Linked DNA regions of Homo sapiens: region 2 is linked to region 1. A link is an interaction called in ENCODE POLR2A ChIA-PET data of the cell type or tissue named here. Cell type or tissue: MCF 10A. All regions are shown on one strand. Links, peaks and the distances in the headings refer to the core of each region. The heading gives the core; the rest is flanking DNA. Region 1 overlaps FGD6 (FYVE, RhoGEF and PH domain containing 6). Region 2 overlaps FGD6 (FYVE, RhoGEF and PH domain containing 6).

Region 1 (2,803 bases), core at 227-2,726:
ATCTTAACTGTCTTAAGAAACTAAAAGCTTTGCTCACTCAAAGCATTCTTTTTTATTTTCATGCACTTTTAAGCTTGTGGAGAACACATGAACACCTCTTCCTGAAAACAAAAATGTATTCTTTTGTGAAGCCAAGGTAAAAATCAAATGAGAGATGATGAACTATTTTGTTCAAAAGAGACCTAATTTCACAGAGGTAGATACGCATCTCTATGTTAAGCAAACTGATAACATCTAAGTAAAGATTCTTGCTGGAATTCTGAGGAGACTGTTTCAGCCTTTGCCATCTAAACTGATAGCCATTTCCTTCTACTCAGTCACTGGAACAGCATGGGAGTCTCTTAATGTGTTTGACCTTTTCCCCAAAGAAGTTAGCGAGCAGCTGTTTAAACTCCTGCTGTTCCATGGCACAAATGAATCGCTGGATTGCCAAAGTCCTGGAATGTTTCAAGGGAAGATTCTTACCCTCATAGAAGGAGAGGTCAAATGCCTTAGCTTTCCTTCCTTTCAGCAGAGCAGCATCACGCTGCTTCCTCTGAGATCACGTGTAGATAAAATACTTTGTATAGGACTACCTATTTTCTTTTCCCCTCTGCCTCCTGAAAATATTCCAGATACCCCTGCCTTGTCTTTAAAACAATTCTGAAGAGTTTAAATAATACGTTAAATCTTTCTAATTAAAATCTCTGATGTAAATTTTGAGTTGTCCCCATGCCTTAAAGTAGGTCATTTTACAAGCAACCATTAAAAAACTGAAATCTCATGAATAAAAGAAAAATATGGCCAGATTACTTACTTCTGAGCCGAATGAGCATCCTCTGCTTTGAATACATAAAATAACATGTTTTTGTGCAGTAACTGAAATACTTTAGACTCGGAATTCTCATCTTTAACTTGAATAACAGTGAATCCTAATAAAGGCTGACTCTCCAAAGCGGCCACGTCCTAATTTAAAAACATACAAATGGAGAAAAGTTTTTAGATTGAGACAAAATTCAGATTTGAAAACTCTTGATCTACATAGCTCTAATTTAATTTCAATTATTCACATATAAGGTAATGATAATTCTAACAACTTACTCACTTCTCATTTATTCAATAATATTCATTGAGCCACTCCCTCCCTAGGTACCCTATATGCCAGGCACTGTGGCACACAATTTCTGGCATGTTCACATCTACTGAATTTCACAACATCCTCACTAAACCAAGGAAGGCACGTGATTATATTACTTTCATTTTATGGATGCAGAAAACAGCTCAGAAAGGTAAGCTATTCACCTGGATCTCACTAAGGAAAAGTGTGGACCCTACAGCAGTGTTTTCATAGGATGGTGGAACACAGGGTGATCAGGTAGGAGAAAAGGACAGAATTAGAGTAAACTGCTAGAATTGTTTATAATCCAAAAAAGCCTATCTTATCTATGCTGCTGTCAGATCAATGCAATCTAACGATGACAGTAAAGGGAGTATCACTCAAGAGAGCTTGGCAGAAAGAAACACAGCTCTGCCTTTTTTTTTTTTTTTTTTTTTGAGACAGAGTCTCTCTGTTGCCCAGGCTGGAGTGCAGTGGCACGATCTCAGCTCACTGCAACCTCTGCCTCCCGGGTTCAAGCAATTCTCCTGCTTCACCCTCCCAAGTGTCTGGGATTACAGGCACTCCACTAATATTTGTATTCTTAGTAGAGACGGGGTTTCGCCATGTTGGCCAGGCTAGTCTCGAACTCCTGACCTCAGGTGATCCACCCCCACTCAGCCTCCCAAAGTGCTGGGATTACAGGTGTGAGCCAGTGCACCTGGGGGCAGCTCTGCCTTTAGTAAAGTAATTAGTAGTCACACGACACACACAAAAATTGCATTTTAATAATATGGAAAATTCCTAACACATTTGAGAAAGAGCTCTCCAGGTACAAAGCAAGAACACTGTTCACATTAAAAATAACAGCAACAACACCTCCCCCATCCAAAAGCAAAGCAAAAAATCTTATGTAAAATAAATGGATTTTTAAAATATTGTAATTACTTGCAGTTGGCATTACAAAACCCCAAATTACTCATCTTTAGATTTCAGATCTTACCTCACTTGCAGCATATGTATATAGTACTTTATTTTTTATGACAAACCAAAAGTGTTTCCAGGGTTTTTTATTGCCCTTTGATCTGTACAAGTAGCCACTCATAGAAGAATCCTCTGTGTTTGCTGATACCTAGATAAGAAACCCCATACAAAGTTTAATGGTTTTCAGACAAATTATAACAGCAAAATTATTTGCAACCAATAGGTGCTGAAAGCAATAACTGTAATGATAGAATGTTTCAGAATGAAATATATTTTCAAAGTGCTACTATACAAATTGAACTCTGCTATTAACATGAGCACAAAAAAGAAGACAACCATGTTAGAGGCAATTATAGAATTTTACTTGGTTTAACTGTGCCTGCACGTGTTTGCGTATGTTTCTTGGTGGGTTCATCTGTGTTTTCTGGGTTGGCAGGTGAAGAAAAATAGTTCCAGAAGACTAAAATGCTTTTCTAAAAGCTGGATTTGGGGACTTGGGGATTTGTTTTTTATTGCTCTTATTTTGGGGCATCAGGGAAAATTATTTGAACCTTTAATTCTGTTCCTAAAAAACTTTTTGGACTTCTAAAAACCATACAAACAGAATAATAAACAGAAAATTCTACTATTAAGGAAGCTCATTTTAAGAATCAATCTTTGCTTCCCAAATTATAGTAAGAAAGAAAAGAGGCTAATTTTTACTTCATAAAAAGTTGAAAATGTTTTCATCTCTATGCAAAAAGA
Region 2 (2,803 bases), core at 224-2,723, 89 kb after region 1:
AGTAATCTCTAAGTGATACATACTTGGTAACATGAGAATATTTTAGGTGCCACATTATAGCAGGAATTAAATTTAAATTTTGAAAGTGTTTTATAAGTTTTAAGAAAACTCACAAGGGTTTCTGTGCCTATTATGCAGACAAATATCATTCCCAAGCATAGGGAGAGGTCAAGAAGCAATTAAGTACCAAAGTATACCTGTTTATCTTCCAGTGGGTCAGGCTCTCCTTTACTTGACTCAGAGCTGACATCATCTTCATCAGAACTGTTGATGATTTCCTCCTCATCAGAGGGAAGGTCACCAAGACCAAGATCATTCTGTTCCTCCTGGGATGCTCCTGAACTGCATTCAACAGAAAGCAGGTATTAGTCACCTTCAATAATAAGAAGTGCTAGCAAAACAAAAACCAAATCAACATCTTATCTTCATAATGCAAACAAGATATATCTAAGGGATGTGGAAGAATGAAAAGACCCAGATCAGCCAACTTTCCCTTCCTTCACCCTGTCTCAGCTGCCAAAAACTCAAATTAATTTTTTGAATTTTTAATGTTAAGAAGGTGGGTGGGAAGCAAGTTTCCCAGCTGCTCCCATCCTATGCTTCTATATATCCCTCCCAAAGAAGATCAGGTCTCTACTCCTAGAATAAACTAAGAAGCTTTACAGAAAGTGAGCTGGTTTACCATAAAAGGCTGCCAGGTATACCAGAAGAATTGCTGTTTCCTTGGGCCTTGGTGTTTAAAACAACAACAAAAAACAAGTAACAAATCTATGAGGACTCGGGGGTAATAATGGTGACGACAATCAACAGTGCAGGTGCAACTGTGAACATGTACCCTGCTCTATGGTTATCACTGTTCTGTTCACAAGACATGGGGAGGAAGAGGAAATGTTACAAATTCTCAGATTATGCTCAAGACCTGCTGCATTAGAACTACGAGGGGCCCAGGGCCCAGCAATTTGCCCAGCAATTACAACTACCTGGGGCACAGGGCCTAGCAAATAATAAGTAAGCTTGTTTAATGCTTTCCAGGTGATTCTGATACAAGCTGAACTTGGAAAACCACAGAGCCAGGCCATTTACCAATTCCTCCTTGCCAGCCTGATATCATCAAGGTTCCTCCGTTTGTTTTAATATAGATCTCATGAATCTAAAAGCCACTGTTGCAATCCAATCTGTGGGGGGAATTCCATAGGAAAGTTCCCTAAGAAGAGATGAAAATAATTCCTTCTAGCATTGGCTGGAAAGATTCAGGAGCCAATTGCCTGTAGCAACTGCTTTTCTGTCGTAAGTCTACAAGAATATCTGCAGAATAGAAGAGTATAGGTGGGGTCAGTAAAAGATCCACAATCATCAGGAAAAACACTCAAGCAGAATAAGGAGACAGTTGCATTCCACTCTGGCAGGCTCTTTCAGCAGGTCACAGGCAGGTCACTCAACAGCCAAGGTTACAAGTTACGAGAATCTCTAATGGGAATCTTAAAAGCTAAAGATAAATTTTCTGCCAGTTCCTGATTACACATGGTAGGATACAGACTTGCCTCAGAAGCCATTCCTGGAGCCCAACTGTTACACAAACCAGCTGGCTGGAGGCACAGTGCCAAAAGGAACACCTCTCACTGCTAAAGACGGGGTTTTCCATTACTCAATGGCTGGGGCCTCTGGGAGTCATATCATAGCCTCGTAAGGTGGGTGCATACTTTATCACAGCTCCCCAAGACATGCAGGAGACTCACTCCCCGGGGGTAAGTGGTGGATAGAGGATAGCAACTTTCTGGTTAGATCACTGGCAGGATTCACTGTCTCTGGGTGCAGGGATAAGAGCCAACCCCGCCGGATAGTTAATTGTTGACTGAGATTAGCGAGAGCAAATGAGAGTTAACAGGGTGGACAGACTATAGGATCCAACCATATAGCTAGAAGAAAAGGTACCCCACCACTTGTTTTTATCGTAATTCCTTATCTCTTTATATCTTCTAAAACCCTGTTAACACAACACATGTTCAATTTCCAATCGGCAGCAGCATCACCTGGAAGCTCCTCAGAAAACACACGCTCAGGCCACCCACAACCCACCGAATCAGGATCCGTGCTGTAACAAAATCCCAGTCTATGTGTGAGAAGCTCTGCTCTAAAAGGCTTTTTGATCCAGCCCATCTGGGTACTGTTTTAGACTCCTAAGTATAATAGATTCAGATAGTTAGTAATAGGGCTGTGGCACCTATGAAGAAATTAGGTTTATTTGGCCAGGCGCGGTGGCTCACGCCTGTAATCCCAGCACTTTGGGAAGCTGAGGCGGGTGGATCACGAGGTCAGGAGATCGAGACCATCCTGGCTAACACGGTGAAACCCCGTCTCTACTAAAAATACAAAATATTAGCCAGGCATGGTGGAGGGCGCCTGTAGTCCCAGCTACTCGGGAGGCTGAGGCAGAGAATGGCGTGAACCCGGGAGGCGGAGCTTGCAGTGAGCCGAGGCTGCACCACTGCACTCCAGCCTGGGCGACAGAGTGAGACTCCATCTCCAAAAAAAAAAAAAAAAAAAAGAAATTAGGTTTATTTTGTCTGAAGAGAGGGGTGAAAGGTGTTTCTTGGTCAAACATCATTTGGAAGGCTATTATTAAGAATATAGTAACTAGGTGTTGCCACATCCATTAGGGATACAAGAGGGATTAAAGTACAAAGTGAACATCTGAAAACAAGAAAAAAGCTTTAAATATTAAAACTACATGAATCAAAACACAATGCCATGAAACAAGGAGAGATTTTGGTGTCTCTTCTGAATCCTTTAACTATCTCACTAA

The links. ChIA-PET counts read pairs that join two places held together with the same protein. Peaks named below come from ENCODE experiments on the same cell type or tissue, not always from the same donor. Only the 100,000 strongest peaks of a DNase experiment are listed, where the experiment ranks them.
Region 2: POLR2A ChIA-PET joins it to region 1 with 5 read pairs; 6 of 35 experiments call an interaction of 5 or more read pairs at or near these places.

The regions. Positions count from the first base shown.
Region 1 is chr12:95,083,702-95,086,504 of GRCh38, forward strand. FGD6 (FYVE, RhoGEF and PH domain containing 6) reads right to left here. Exons shown (of 21, transcript NM_018351.4): 19 at 2,079-2,207; 20 at 797-945. Among named protein-coding and RNA genes, the nearest start is that of NR2C1, 11 kb to the left of the region's middle. In MCF 10A, for the core only: no CTCF peak of the experiment used is centred there; no DNase peak of the experiment used is centred there.
Region 2 is chr12:95,172,403-95,175,205 of GRCh38, forward strand. FGD6 (FYVE, RhoGEF and PH domain containing 6) reads right to left here. Exons shown (of 21, transcript NM_018351.4): 3 at 198-342. Among named protein-coding and RNA genes, the nearest start is that of FGD6, 44 kb to the right of the region's middle. In MCF 10A, for the core only: no CTCF peak of the experiment used is centred there; a DNase peak (open chromatin) is centred at 1,599.